Linked DNA regions of Homo sapiens: region 2 is linked to region 1. Evidence: chromatin loops called from intact Hi-C (ENCODE). Cell type or tissue: prostate gland. All regions are shown on one strand. Links, peaks and the distances in the headings refer to the core of each region. The heading gives the core; the rest is flanking DNA.

Region 1 (7,913 bases), core at 1,019-6,018:
CATTACTGTGCTCCAGCCTGGATGACAGAATGAAACCCTGTCTCAAAAAAAAAAAATCATTTTACTGTCCTAAAAATAGCCTGTGCTCCACCCATTCGTCCCTCCCTGCCCCCAACAACCCCTGGCAACCATTGCTCTTTGTATTGTCTTTATAGTTTTGCCTGGAATGTCATGTAGTTGGCTTCATATAGCCTGTGGCCATTCCAGATTGGCTTCTTTTAATTAGTAATAGACGTTGAAGACTCCTCCAGGTCTTTTCACAGCTTGATGACTCATTGTTTCTATTGTTGAATAGTATCCCACTGTATGACGCACCACGGTTTTTTGATCCATTCACCTTTTGGAGGACACCTTCGTAATTTCGACTTTTGGCAATTGTAAGTGAAGTTGCTATAAACATTCATTTCAGGTTTTTGCATGGACATGTTTCCAACTCATCTGGAATAATTCCTAGGGGTGTGGGTGCTGGATCCTATGGTAAGAGTGTGTTTAGCATTGTAAGAAACTGACAAACTGTCTTTCAAATTGGCTGCACTATTTTACATCCCCACCAGCAATTAATGAGAGTTCCTGTTGCTCTTCATCCTTACTAACATTTGATATTGTCAAATTTAAAGTTTAGCCATTCTAATAGGCATGCAGTGGTATCTCATTGTTGTTTTATTTTATTTTATTTTTTTGAGACAGAGTATTGCTCTGTTTCCCAGGTTGGAGTGCAGTGGCATGATCTTGGCCCACTGCAACCTCCACCTCCGGGGTTCAAGTGATTCTCCTGCCTCAGCCTCCCAAGTAGCTGGGATTACAGGTGGGAGGCCACCACGCACAGCTAATTTTTGTATTTTTAGTGGAGATGGAGTTACACCATGTTGGCCAGGCTGATCTCGAACTCCTGGCCTCAAGTGATCCACCCGCCTTGGCTTCCCAAAGTGCTGGGATTACAGGTGTGAGCCACAGCACCCGGCCTGTTGTTTTGATTTTCAATTACTTAATTATGTATGATGCTGAGTATCTTTTCATATGTTTATTTGCCATGTGTATATCTTCATTTGTGAGGTTCAGATCTGTTGCCCATTTCAAAATTGGGTTGTTTGTGTTCTTACGGTTACATTTTAAGAGTTCTTTGTATATTTTGGATACAATCTTTTATAAGGTATGTGTTTTGCCAGTTCTTTTCCAGTATGTGGCTTATCTTTTCATTCTCTTAACAATGTCTTTCATGGAGCAGAAATATTTAATTTTAATGAAGTCCAACTTATCATATTTTTCTTTTATGGCTTATGCCTTTGGTGTTGTATCTAAAAACTCGTCTCCAAATCAAAAGTCACTAAAATATTCTTCTATGTAATCTTGGGGGAGTTTTATTGTTTTGCATTTCACATACAGGTCTATGATCTATTTTACACTTATTATAGCTGAAAGGCCAAGAAGCAGTCAGGTCTATGATCCATTTTATTTATTTATTTATTTTTGAGACAGAGTCTGGCCCTGTTGCCCAGGCTGGAGAGCAGTGGCATGATCTTGGCTCACTGCAACCTCTGCCACCCAGGCTCAAGCGATTCATGTGTCTCAGCCTCCCGAATAGCTGGGATTACAGGTGTGTGCCACCACACCCGGCTAATTTTTGTCTTGTTAGTAGAGATGGGTCTCACCATGTTGCCCAGGCTGGGCTTAAACTCCTGCCCTCAAGAGATCTGCCCACCTCGGCCTTCCAAAGTACTGGGATTACAGGCGTGAGCCATGACGCCCAGCCTAAGAGGTTTTGTTTTTGTTTTTTTTTTTGTTTTAGAAATAATTCACAGGTGGGGATAACTTCATTTCAAAAATAAAAATATCAGCTTTATGATATTCCAAAACATGGTTTTGTTCTCTAGATTATACAAATCAGGCAGCTCTAAGGCAGTTCTGAGCCTAAATATCAGCAGAAGGCACAGAACGGAAGGCATAGACTCTGTTCGAAGTGTCTGGTAATTTCCCTTCACTGGGAGCCTATTTGAATTCAAATTATGCACAATAAGTGTCAAGTCTTCCCCCATTTATCTGAGTAACTTAAAAATCCTGTGCAGTGAAACAAGATCTCTGTACATCAAAGTCCCCTTAACCATGTGAATCTTCTCACGTTCTCATGGGAGGAAGTGCCAAGTTGACTGATAAGATGACTTTCTGCTTGCTCCAGAAAGAAAGGCTCCTCCACTCCCAGAAGACGCAGCGTGGGCCTTTGTCTCTTCCCTTCTCCCGCCACCGGCTCGGATCCGCCTTCTCCCTGGGAAACCATCATGGCACTCAGCACTTTGCTGTCTGCCGAGTGGGTCACCTCCTGAGACGTGCCACTGACAGGGCAGTACACCATTAAGAGGGGTGACTCATTCTCAGGGGTCCGGTACTGAGTCTTCTGTCAATACATTCAAACAAAAGGCGTTATAAAACCAACTGAAAACAAGAAATTCTAGAATGTGCCCTTTCCAACTTGACCCACGCATGCTGGTTCAGGGAGCACTTCAAGTCCTCTGAGCTCTAAAAATAAGCCTCAGTGAGTGTCCATGAGCCTGGGGGTGTAAGACCAAGACCCTGGCTCCTTGGGATCACGGTGGATGGGAGTATAACTGGAGATGCATTGGCCCCAGGCGGCCCACCAGAAGCAGGGTGGACAGATAGCTGGGTGGAGCTGGGGCAGGGCCACCACCCTCCTGGCCAGGCTGGGGCTGGGCACTGGGAATCTAAGTCATGGTATTCCCAGCCCAGCTTTAATTCGAGGACCCCGCGTGCATTTCCAGCCTCTCCGGGTTTGTTTGCTCATCCTTGATAAGTCACAGTTCTTGCTCTGCTGACCTACCTGCCATAAAGAGTTATGAGGCCAAAAGAAAATAAATGAAAGCTCTCTGAACACTGGTGACGTGCTTCCTACCTGTGAAATGCTCTTACTGTGAATCTTTGCAGAGCTGGGAAATCATTTTCTGGGCCCAGCTCTTACTGTCGAAGTACAAACAACCTGAGAAACACTGCAGACCCGCAATCCTGCCAGCTGAGCCCAGGCCTGCAGATACACACCCTGCAGAGCGCAACCCTCCGGCCCTGGGCGCCTCCCAGCCAGGGCGCGGCTGCCCTCTGCTGCCTCCTGCTGGCCGAGTGTGAGCAGCCCCTCAGCGCAGACTTTCCTTCCAGTCTGGCAGGTTTAGCCCCAGCGGGAGGCGGCATCACCCCAGTTCCTACAAACGACCTCGGGAATGGAAAGCGCACCCGGGCCGAGGCCCGCGCTCCTGCCCGTGCTGACCATGTGGACACCCAGGGACTTGGGGCAGGGCGCGGAGGCTGCCTGGATGTGTGGCGCAGGCGCCTGCGTGGAAACACCAAGTCCAGAAACCCTGGCTCTGGCGTGGGCCGCAGCAGGTGTCTGTGTCCCCCCCAGCAGGTGTCCGTCCCTCCCCAGCAGGTGTCTGTCCCTCCTCAGCAGGTGTCTGTCCCTCCCCAGCAGGTGTCTGTGTCCCCCCAGCAGGTGTCCGTCCCTCCCCAGCAGGTGTCCGTCCCTCCCCAGCAGGTGTCCATCCCTCCCCAGCAGGTGTCTGTCCCTCCCCAGCAGGTGTCTGTCCCTCCCCAGCAGGTGTCTGTGTTCCCCCAGCAGGTGTCCGTCCCTCCCCAGCAGGTGTCTGTCCCTCTCCAGCAGGTGTCTGTCCCTCCCCAGCAGGTGTCTGTGTCCCCCCAGCAGGTGTCCGTCCCTCCCCAGCAGGTGTCTGTCCCTCCCCAGCAGGTGTCTGTCCCTCTCCAGCAGGTGTCTGTGTCCCCCCCAGCAGGTGTCCGTCCCTCCCTAGCAGGTGTCTGTCCCTCCCCAGCAGGTGTCTGTCCCTCTCCAGCAGGTGTCTGTCCCTCCCCAGCAGGTATCTGTGTCCCCCCAGCAGGTGTCCGTCCCTCCCCAGCAGGTGTCTGTCCCTCCCCAGCAGGTGTCTGTCCCTCTCCAGCAGGTGTCCGTGTCCCCCCAGCAGGTGTCCGTCCCTCCCCAGCAGGTGTCCGTCCCTCCCCAGCAGGTGTCCGTCCCTCTCCAGCAGGTGTCCGTCCCTCCCCAGGAGGTGTCCGTCCCTCTCCAGCAGGTGTCCGTCCCTCCCCAGCAGGTGTCTGTCCCTCCCCAGCAGGTGTCCGTGTCCCCCCAGCAGGTGTCCGTCCCTCCCCAGCAGGTGTCCGTCCCTCCCCAGCAGGTGTCTGTCCCTCTCCAGCAGGTGTCTGTCCCTCCCCAGCAGGTGTCTGTGTCCCCCCCAGCAGGTGTCCGTCCCTCCCCAGCAGGTGTCTGTCCCTCCCCAGCAGGTGTCTGTCCCTCTCCAGCAGGTGTCTGTGTCCCCCCCCCAGCAGGTGTCCGTCCCTCCCCAGCAGGTGTCTGTGTCCCCCCAGCAGGTGTCTGTCCCTCCCCAGCAGGTGTCTGTGCCCCCCCAGCAGGTGTCTGTCCCTCCCCAGCAGGTGTCTGTCCCTCCCCAGCAGGTGTCTGTGCCCCCCCAGCAGGTGTCTGTGCCTCCCTCCCAAGGCAGGTGTCTGTCCCTCTCCAGCAGGTGTCTGTGCCCCCCCAGCAGGTGTCTGTCCCTCCCCAGCAGGTGTCTGTGCCCCCCCAGCAGGTGTCTGTGACTCCCTCCCAAGGCAGGTGTCTGTGACCCCAGAGCAAGTGGCCAGTGCCTTTCCTGGCAGGCCTCACCAGGAATTCTTCTGTCCCTTTGAGCTTCTCCGTAGGAAGCCAGTGGCACTGCCTGACCTCTTTTCTGCCAGTACCACTGTTTCCTAAGGTGAGTGCCCTGGGGTGAGTTTTTCTGGGGTGAGATCTCCTAGCGTAGGTGCCTCTGGGGTGAGCATTCCTGGGATGAGTTCTCCTTGGGTCAACGCTTCTGAGGTGAATGCTCCTGGGGTGGGTGCCCCTGGTCCAGGAGCCCAGTGTTTGCCACACACTTCCTCACCCCTTGGAGAAGGCTCTGAAGAAGCTGGGCGTTCAGTAGGAGAGACATGGGTGAACCAGGGAAGGGACAGGGAACCCAGCAGGTACATCACAGCCGGGTGAGCATGGTCACACTACACACACCACAAAACAACATAGACACCCCACACAACACACAACACGCCACACACACCACAAAACCACACACACACCCCACACAACACACACACATGCCACACACACCACAAAACCACACACACACCCCACACAACACACACACATGCCACACACACCACAAAACCACACACACACCCCACACAACACACACACACGCCACACACACCACAAAACCACACACACACACCCCACACAACACACACACCCCCACACAACACACACACACGCCACACACACCACAAAACCACACACACACACCACACAACACACACACGCCACACACACCACAAAACCACACACACACCACACAACACACACCACAAAACCACACACACAACACACACACACACACGCCACACACACCACAAAACCACACACACACCACAAACACACACACACACGCCACATACACCACACGACCACACACATCACACACCACACACCACAAAGACCACACGCAAAACACAACCACACATACACCACAAAACCTCACACACAAAAACACAACCACATACACTCACCACACACACATCACCGCATACACCACACACACACCAAAGCACACACCACATGCACCACACACCACACACATACCACATACTACACACACGGCACACACACACACAAAACCACACACAAAACACAAACACACACATACCACATTCCCACCATACATCACACACACACCACACAAGCACACATCACATGCACCACACTCCACACACACCACACACACATTACATATGCCACACACACCCACATTTCACACGCCATGCACACCACAAAACCACACAGAAAACACAAACACACATACACCATAAAACCACACACACAAAACCCACCATACACACTACACATGCACCACACACACAGATGCACACCACACATCACATAGCACATACACACCCCACACATCACAGCCCTCCCACATACACACACCACACATACTGAAAACTATACACACACACACACTACACACACACGGCACACATCACACTCCCCACCACACACTGCACGTGTGCACACACACACACTCACATACACCACAACACTCAAAGGCGTGGGCTGGTGCCAATGTGCCAACCCCACAGGTGCCTGCCCCCTGGGATGAGTGTGCCCTGGAAGGAGGCGGTCAGGGAGATATGGGTGGGCACCCCTGCGACTCTGCACAGTGTTTGGGGCTGCCAGGGGCTGGCGGGGGAATGGGGAGCAGGATCCTGGCTGGGCCCTCCAGCCCCCCACTGACTTTTCAGGCCATCTTGGCCATTTCTAGCAGGGTCCATGTGGCGTGGCTACAGGTTTTGGGCCACTCACCATGCCGGGCATGGCCAACTCACTGCCCTCCAGCCTCAGGGAATGCTCCAAGAAGTGGTCTGCAGGGAGCCCTCGTTTTTCCTGTCATCAGACCAGACAGATGTAGCCCGTGTGGTACTTGGTGTGCATGGTGCTTGGTGAGTGTGGTATTTGGTGAGCATGGTACTTGGTGTGCATAGTACTTGGTGAGCCTGGTACTTGGCATGCATGGTACTTGGTGAGTGTGGTACTTGGTGAGCCTGGTACTTGGTGTGCATAGTACTTGGTGAATATGATACTTGGTGTGCATGGTATTTGGTGAGAGTGATACTTTGTGTGCATGGTACTTGGTGAGTGTGATACTTGGTGTGCCTGGTACTTGGTGAGTATGGTACTTGGTGTGCATGGCACTTGGTGAACATGGTACTTGGTGTGCATGGTATTTGGTGAGTGTGGTACTTGGTGAGCATGGTACTTGGTGAGTGTGGTACTTGGTGTGCATGGCACTTGGTGAGCATGGTACTTGGTAAGCGTGGTACTTGGTGTGCCTGGTACTTGGCATGCGTGGTACTTGGTGTGCAGCCACCTCGGGGAGTAGCCTTGCACCCACTCCACAGGGACAGGCCTCTCTTCTGCCAGCCTTGGACTGGGCTGGATGTGGAGGAAGTCTGCTGTATCTTACAGCAACGATTCTTCCCATTGAGGGGAGAGGCCATTTCTCTTACTGTCTCCTGTCTCCAAAGAAAAGGAGGAAGTTAGAACTGAAAAATAACAGACTGATCAGCGCCACTGGCCAGGCCTGAAGGTTAAAGATCAACCCTCACCCTAAATCACTTGTGCTATCTATAGATCACAGACAATGGCATGGAGAAATGCTCGCCTTGCTTACCCCCACCTAGTCACGTACCCCATGCTTGCTCAATCTATCATGACCCTGTCACGTGGACCCCTTAGAGTTATAAGCCCTTAAAAGGGCCAGGAACTCTTTCTTTGGAGCTCAGTTCTTGAGACGCAAGTCTGCCGATGCTCCTGGCTGAATAAAGCCACTTCCTTCTTTAACCCGGTGTCTGAGGGGTTTTGTCTACGGCTCGTCCTGCTACACCACGATGTCCAGTGTCGGGGGGGGCATTGATTTCTCTGTTCTCTGGTGGATGTGGAGCTGTGTGAGGGTGGAGACCCCTTCCTACCATGGTGGTCTCCAGTCCTAAGCCCAGGGCTCAAAGCATGGTGTGGAGGAGGTGATGTTTGATATGGGGCAAGTGTCCCTGGTCATTCAGTCTCAGGATGTTTCCCCCCACCCTGTAACCAGGAAGCTCCCCAGTGCTTTAGAAGGTGGCTGCAAAGTTGCCCAGGGCAGGGCCGGCCTCTGCTCCACCAGAGCAGGGCTCAAGGAGGGAGAAGAGGAGCCTGGACCCAGTGTGGCCTCCCAGGGGATGTGGGCAGCCTCAGGGAGCGAGTATGGGGTGGGGCTGCGCTTCCAGGGAAAGCTGATTGGCCAGAGGCCTCCTGGTCCTCACTCTCTGCTGCCTCAGAGGGGAGG
Region 2 (7,913 bases), core at 1,077-6,076, 140 kb before region 1:
ATACAAAATTTTCATGGGAAGGAGAGATTTGCTAAGGATCCGACAATAATAACCGCACAGGCAATCTTAGGCATCTTTGCTCCTGGAAAGGCCGTTGGCCTCTACCCCACTGTGCATGCATCCCCCTTCCTGCTCCCTCCCACCTCACTTCCTTCTCACCTCTCTCTAAGACCACCCTCTAAAACTCCAAATATTCTGGGTTATATAGAGGAGTGTTTTGTGAAATGTGGTCCACACACCCCAGGTGTTCACGTTAGGTTGGGAGGGGAGGTTTGCTTGGTAACCGAAGATGCCTAGACCTCAGCAAAGACCCACGGTCATGATGTGAATATCCGCTGGGATCGTTATAAAAATAAACATTTGTCTTATATTTTTATTAGATTATTTGAACGAACCCTTTCATAGAACGATGAAAATGATGCTAAGGGCTGGGCGTGGTGGCTCATGCCTGTAATCCCAGCACTTTGGGAGGCCGAGGCGGGCAGATCACCTGAGGTCGGGAGTTCAGGACCAGCCTGGCCAACACAGCAAAACCCTGACTCTATTAAAAATACAAATATTAGCTGGGCGTGGTGGCGGGTGCCTGTAATCCCAGCTACTCGGGAGGCTGAGGCAGGAGAATCGCTTGAACCCGGGAGACAGAGGTTGCAGTGAACCAAGATCGCGCCATTGCACTCCAGCCTGGGCAACAACAGAGTGAGACATTGTCTCAAAAAAAAAAAAAAAAGAACAAAAGAAAATGCTGTTAAGATTTTTTAAATCTCCTTAAACTCATCAGAGAAGTGATGAGACGGCAAGGACTTACTAGGCCAAAAATCTAAATCGAAGCAGGAACAAGATGGGTGGGCTGAAGACGGCAGCTCTTTTTACTACGGGGGCATTCACCTGCCCCAGTGTACTTAAGCATAGTTCTTAATGGTCTTTCAGGGCAAGAGGCACAAGAGTAAAACGCCAAGCCAGTGGGGAGTGTCGGAGGAAGCCCTCTCTCCATAAAACTGAGAACCCCAAAGGCTACACCCCGAGGGTAAGGGTGAATCAGAGGTAACACCCCCCAACCCCACATCATCAAGGGATGGCAAGACAAGCGGGGCAGGGGCAGGAGAAAACCCTTTTCAGAGAAGACAGAGGCATGAGCCAGCCACGTCCAAAGCTGCATCACACGGGTGACCTGGATCACACCCATGACCGAGAACTCTTTAAGCCTGTAATTTAATGTAATTAATGTAAAGTGGTCCCAGATTACCACGGCCCCTGGGCGCCTGGAAGAAGCAAATGCCAGCCTCTTTAGAGGGACAGCTTCGTGCAGGGCTCACAGGACACCTACAAGCAATTTTTCAAGGACAGCTGAAAACAATCATGACACAGAAAATAAGGTATTATGGGAGTGAATCAGATAAGAAGAAAAACAGGAGAAGAAATAGGAGGGGGTGGGTGGGAAGGAAAAGACAGACAGACCTAGAAAGACTTCAGATATTCAAACTACCAGACAAAGATATTAAAACTATGCACACTATGATTAGAGACATGAAAAGCAAGACGAAATTTTCTGGGGAAAGACAGGAACTGTATAAAATAGACTAGCATATTTGAAAAGCAACTCAATAGAATTTCTGGAAATGAAAAAATATAATAATCAAAATTAAAAACCAGGTTTAACAACAAATTAGCCACAGCCAAAGAAAGAATTAGTGAACCATAAAACAGGTAGAAGAACCCAGAAGCAACCCAGAGATACAAAAAATTAAAAATCAGAAAGAGAGGTTAAGAGAGATGGAGAACAGAGTAAAAAAAAAAAAAAGTTTAATATATGTTCAATTAGTGTTCCAGAAGAGATCAGACAGGAAATAGCCAGAAGCAATATCTGAAGAGGTAACAGTTGAGTCTTTGATGTACTGGTAAAAGAAATGGGCTGGGTGCGGTGGCTCATGCCTGTAATCCCAGCACTTGGGAGGCTGAGGTGTGCGGATCATGAGATCAGGAGTTCGAGACCAGCCTGGCCAACATGGTGAAACCCTGTCTCTACTAAAAATACAAAACTTGGACCAGGCATGGTGGCTCACGCCTGTAATCCCAGCACTTTGGGAGGCCGAGGCGGGTGGATCAGAAGGTCAGGAGTTCAAGACCAGCCTGGCCAACGTACTAAAAATACAAAAATTAGCTGGGCGTGCTGGTGATCCCCCATAGAATCTTCTAGAGACGCAAACCCCATGGCACCGCCTCTGCTGGTAAACCTCCAGTGGTGTCTCATTATCCTCTGGTTTAGTCCAAAATGCTTCCCAAGGCCCACAGGGCCCCCCGAGACAGCATTTGCTGATTCTGCTCCACAGAAAATGAACGGGTTTCACTTTCTCAAACCCTCCTATTTTTCCGTAGACTCCGGACCCTGGAGCATGTTCCTCACGGGAAGAAGAACGGTCTCCCTCCTGCGTTCCGGACTCAGCGTCGCCTCCTTGGGGATCCTTGAGGGGATGGGCAGTGACTCAGTGGATGAAGCCGCACTTCGTTGCATTCAGTTTCAGAAAACACGGCACTGTTTCTGGATCAGGCTCTTCAAGGGACACGCACTCCCCAAGCCGCATGACCAGAGTATCCACAGAGGCGAGTGAGTCTCCACCTGGCCCTGCTGCCCCTTCTGGCTAGTCCCTGCCCTTACTCTCCCAGAGGCACCCATTTTTTCTGATGATTTTCCCCATAGATTAGTTGAGGGGAGCTTCGCATCCATGCAATCCGTGTGCTGTTCTGTGGAAGGTTTCCAAATTGCCACGCGCATCAGTGGCGTGCTCTTATTTATTGCTGGAGATTGTTCTCTTGTACAAATTTGCCACGGTGTATGTATCTATTCTCCTGTTGAAGGACACCCGTCTGCTTTCCAGTTTGGGGCTATTACAAATAAAACGGCTGTAAACGTCTTCTTGCGCACAGCCTCCTGTCACGGGCACGCTCTTGCGACTTTCAGGTCTCCCAACCGTGGACAGCAGAGGGCGTCGGCGAGCCAGCGAGCGGAAGCCAAGCGTCCAGAGCGCCAGGCTGTCTCGGAAGAGGAAGCTCAGTGACCACCTTCTCAGGAATAGATCCAGGAAGAAAGGCGTCAGCATATTCCAGATATTAAGGAACTTTGTTCGATACGACAATTTCTTTTTAGAGACAGGGTCTCCATATGTTGCCCAGGCTGGTCTTGAACCCCTAAGCTCCGGTCCTCCAGCCACGGCCTCCCAAAGTGCTGGGATCACAGGTATGCACCACCATGACTGGCAGACAGTTCATTTTTTTGAGGTGGAATCTCGAACTGTTGCCCAGGCTGGAGTGCAGTGGCTTGATCTTGGCTCACTGCAACGTCCGCCTCCCGGGTTCAAGGGATTCTCCTGCCTCAGCCTCCCGAGTAGCTGGGATTACAGGTCCCTGCCACCATGCCCAGCTAATTTTTTGTATTTTTAGTAGAGACAGGGTTTCACCATGTTGGCCAGGCTAGTCTTGAACTCCTGACCTCGTGACCCACCCACCTCGGCCTCCCAAAGTGCTGGGATCACAGGTGTAAGTCACCGCGCCTGGCCAACAGATCTTAATTATCAGGGAGCTGGTTATTGCAGGAATCATGACCAGTGGCCCAAGTGTGGTAGGTTTCATCACCAGCAGGGAGGCCCCACATGCGGGATGTGGTGAGTGACAGGGCAGGGGAGCAGCAGGGGAGGCCCTCACGCCCTGCAGGCCTCACTGCTGCTGCCCATGGGGCCACACTCAGAAAACGCCGTGCTGCTGGGCTCCCGCGGCGTCTCTCACAGGATGCAACCCAGATGCTGCGGCGCAGAGATCCTCTGACACGTTCTTCCTGGTCCACTCTGCGGGGGACGTCCTTGGACCACCAGCACCGCCCCTTAGCGTTCCTACAGCCTCCGGATCTCACCCGGGCCTTGGGTCCTGGGTGTGGCTGTGTCCCTCCCAAGTGTCCTCTGCTGGAAGCCACTTTCGACGCTAAAATGGAAAGCAGAGTGGTGGGCAGGAGGGCATCAGATGCCGACAGACTGGTTCCAGCAAGAGTGGAGTGACTTGGTTCACAGTGCGGCTTCCAGAGTCATCGAAACCTTGTTTAAAATGCAGAGTCCGGCCCCCTCCCCAGTAATCCTGAGGTCTGGGCTGGGACCTGGGAATTGGTCATTTGAACTCGCTGACCAGGCCACATGCAGCAGGTTAGGAAGCTGCAGGTCTGAGCGCCTGATGAGTGTGGGTTGGAGAGGGCAGGTGTGGGGTCCTGAGCGACCAAAGGGACCCACAGGGGACGGGGAGCAGGCAAGGAGTGCCACGTGGGTTGGCCAGCCTGTTCCCACCAAGGCCAGCGCCCGGCACTCACTGTCATAGTGCCAGACACACTGCCCTTTGTTCTGGATCCCCCTCCACCAACACCTCTTCCACCCACCCCACCCTCTCCCCGGTGATGAGCACGTGCTAGGCTCACACGTGCTGTGTGGAGACATCTCTCCTCCCAGCCCTCCCAGGCCCCGAGCCTCAAGCTCTCCTGCAGCCGCCCCTGTGCACCTGGGCGTCTCTCTGCAATGCCTGCCTCTCCCGCACCTGGACCCACACCACACAGCAGCCGTGCAGCCTGTGCCCACAGCACTGCCATGGCATCCATCAGAGAGAGGAGGCCCAATGGGATAGATTGAGGAGGGCCAAGTGTGACACCTTAATGACATGTTCATTTCTGGCAGCAGCAGCATCTCAAAGTGCCCTGTAAATGTGGGCATCAAACCCGAGGCAGGACAGGTAGTCAAGGAAGTGACCAGGTCCTCGGGGCATGGCGACCATGGTGACCGTACGGTCGACACAGCAAGCCTCAGCATTGGCAGTGTAATGGAGCTCATTTGAGCACAGCTATCTTCAGTAGGGACCTTCCCCTCTGGAGAGCACGCGCACTGTGAGCTTACCTGTCCTCACACCGACCCTGGCGTTGAAGACGCTAGTGAGACAGGCGACGTATGAACAAGCGTGGACGGGTACTGCGCGTGCGCACCTGGAGGAGCACCCGGAACAAGCTTCCCAGCAACGCCTCTCGCACCTCCTCATGCGTAATCATGGAAGACTCCCATAGAGGGAATCTCCCTCCTTCCAGTCTTTGCCGTCTCATCCTCATGAGCAGCCGACCCCGAATCCTCTCTTTCAGAGTGTACTGCCCATTCTGCACCAAACTTTTCTCATATTATTTTTCTTTTGCACTAAATCACTATACATGCCGCCTCCTTTGCTGTGTGTCTCTTGCTTAAACTCCCTTAAACTAAGAAGACAAGAACTGAGATCTCACAGCAACCATCAACTAAACTACCCATCAAGTTGGCCCCCAAAGCTGCTGAGCCCTGAGAGAAGCCTCAGGGGAGCACGATGAAGTCTGTCCTGTGAAGACACGAGTCCCTTAGAGAACGCGCACACCCGGCAGATCAGTGGTAACAAGGGAGCAGGTGCTCAGTGAGTCTCTAGGCAATGACCGCTGCAGCATCTGGAGGAGAGTGTGAGCCCGAGGTCTGGGCCAGGCTTGGGAGGACTCAGGAGGCAGAGAGAAGAGCCAGGGCACTGGGGCCAGGCTTGGAGACGAGAAGAGCAGGAAGAGCTCGGCAGAAGAGGGCTGCCTAAGAGAAGAGCTCGGCAGAAGAGGGCTGCCTAAGAGACACAGGTGGAGGTTGAGCTCCTGGGTTTTTACCCAGAGGAACTGGAAACGTGTCCACACAAAACCTGCGCGTGGATGTTTACAGCAACTTTGTTCATACTCACCAAAACTTGGAAGCTGCTGGGATGTCCTTCAGCAGGTGAGTGGAACCATCAGTTGTGATTCATCCCATCAAGTGTGGTTCAGGGTTAGAAAGAAATGAGCTATCAAGCCAGGAAAAGACATGAAGGACCCTTAAATGTACATTACTCTGTGAAAGAAGTCAATCTAAAAGGCTACACACTGTATGATCCCAACTCTTTGACATTCCAGAAGAGGCAAAACTATGGAGACAGTAAAAAGATGAGTGGTTGCCAGGGGACAGGGGAGGGAGGGAGGGAGGAACAGGCAGAGGATAGAGGACTTGGGGCAGTGAAAGTGCTCTGCGTGTTACTGTCGTGGGGGATACATGTCATTACACATCCGTCGAAACCCATAGAATGTCCAACACCAAGAGTGGACCCTAACGTGGACTCTGGATGATAGCGATGATGGCAGAGGCGGCCCATCTGGAGCGGTGGCTGCCATCATGCTGGGTACAGTGGGGAGGTGTGGCTGGGGCTGCATATGGGCTGCACACTCCACAGAGCCGGCGGGAGCCAGGGACAAGTGGGATCCCTGCCCCTTCTGAGTTGATCCCTGCCCCTTCTGAGCAGGAGCTCTGTAGGTGCAGCCACAGCCAGCCAAGTTGTGGCTGCAGACCGGAGCCTGCCACTACAAGGAGCAGACAAGAGCCCTGCCCACCCCCATCAGGCACAGCTGCAGCTGCCCAAGTCATGGCTGCAGACCTGGGCCTCCCTGTGTTCTTAGGGGGACTGGAGCAGGCAGGAGCCCCGCCCTCCCAGGCTCAGCTGCAGCCACCCAAGTCACAGTTGTAGACCTGGGCCTCCTACTCCATGGAGAAGGCAGGAGCCCTGCGGCCCCCACCCTCCAGGCGCAGTTGCAGCCGCCCAAACTGTGGCTGTGGACCCAGGCATCCCTGCACTCTTGGGGGCCCAGGAAGGCATCCCCCTGCCCTCACAGGCTCAGAAGTGCCTGCTCCCACTGCCTGGCTTCTCCCTGCTTTCAGTGTTCACTCCAATCTCAGAGCAAAATTGGGGCCAAGCCCGGGTGCTGTCACAGCCCGGTTGGGTGTGCATGCACGTGGAGCACTGCTGACATGCCAACCCCCTGCTGCCTGGCCCCCTCCAGACTTTGGGCATTGACGAGCTTGGGAGGGAAGCCGATGGGGTCTGAGGGCAGGTCTGTGCTGGCCTGCAGGCAGCCCTTGGCACCTACAGCCTGGACACTATGAACAGCAGCAGGAGGCAGACAGGCTCCCGGATGGAAGGGGGTGGGTCCCTGGTGAGAGCCCACCTTTAGGCCAGGGAGGGCCTGAAGGCTAGGGGCAGGGCTGCCAATCCTGCAGACCAGAGAGGGGACTTGTGGTGCCTTTTCCAGGCCTGCCCATGGCCGCCCATGGACCAATTGGTACGCACTTCCTCCCCTCTGAGGCCCATAAAAGCCTGGGCTTAGCCAGAGCTGAGCAGACGTTGGGATGAGCAGTTACAGAGAGGAGCTACTCACTCCAGGGCCTCCTGTGAGCTATTCTGTCACTAAATGAAGCTCCTCTTCACCTTGCTCACCCTCCATTTGTTCACATACCTCATTCTTCCTGGACACAGGACAAGAACTCAAGACCTGCTGAATGGCAGAGCTGAAAGAGTAGTAACACAAACAGGGCTGAAACACACCCCTTGCTCTCCATGTTGCAGGTGAAGAGAAGGAGAAAAGAGCTGTGGCCCTTCAGGGAGCCCAGTCCTCGAAGCTCCCTGAGCCAGGGCTGTAACTCCCTCTTTGGGGCCCTGTGGTTCCTGGAGTCTCCAAGCTTCCAGCACCACTGCATTTCCCAGTGGCAGCCTTGGAAGCTGCTTGCAGTGCACCTGGTCCAGCCACAGCCTCACAGAGAGCCAGCGCCCAGGCCAGAGCCAGGCTGAAGAGAGAGGATTGGTTGAGGCCAGGAGTTCAAGATCACTCCGGGCGACATGATGAGACCCCATGCCTACGCACACACAAAAATAATAAATTAAAGTTTATTAAAAAAAAAAAAGAAAAAAAGCAGGTGAGGCCTAGTCACAAATACAGATGAGAGCCCAAGTCCACGTCTCATGCTGAAGATCTGACTTTACCTGCCTTTGGTGTCTCTTTAGATAGTTCCTCTCCAGCAATTTAAGCTGCAAGT

The links. Hi-C counts contacts between places; a loop is a spot of excess contacts. Peaks named below come from ENCODE experiments on the same cell type or tissue, not always from the same donor. Only the 100,000 strongest peaks of a DNase experiment are listed, where the experiment ranks them.
Region 2: it touches region 1 in a loop (8-fold over the local background); 102 of 110 quality-filtered maps call a loop at or near these places.

The regions. Positions count from the first base shown.
Region 1 is chr10:131,880,733-131,888,645 of GRCh38, reverse strand. No RefSeq gene overlaps it. Among named protein-coding and RNA genes, the nearest start is that of PPP2R2D, 16 kb to the left of the region's middle. In prostate gland, for the core only: a CTCF peak has its summit at 3,127 (motif pointing left); a DNase peak (open chromatin) is centred at 3,105; H3K27ac peaks cover 981 bases.
Region 2 is chr10:132,018,309-132,026,221 of GRCh38, reverse strand. No RefSeq gene overlaps it. Among named protein-coding and RNA genes, the nearest start is that of BNIP3, 40 kb to the right of the region's middle. RefSeq lists an enhancer at 6,097-6,768. In prostate gland, for the core only: a CTCF peak has its summit at 2,974 (motif pointing right); a DNase peak (open chromatin) is centred at 2,981; H3K4me3 peaks cover 824 bases.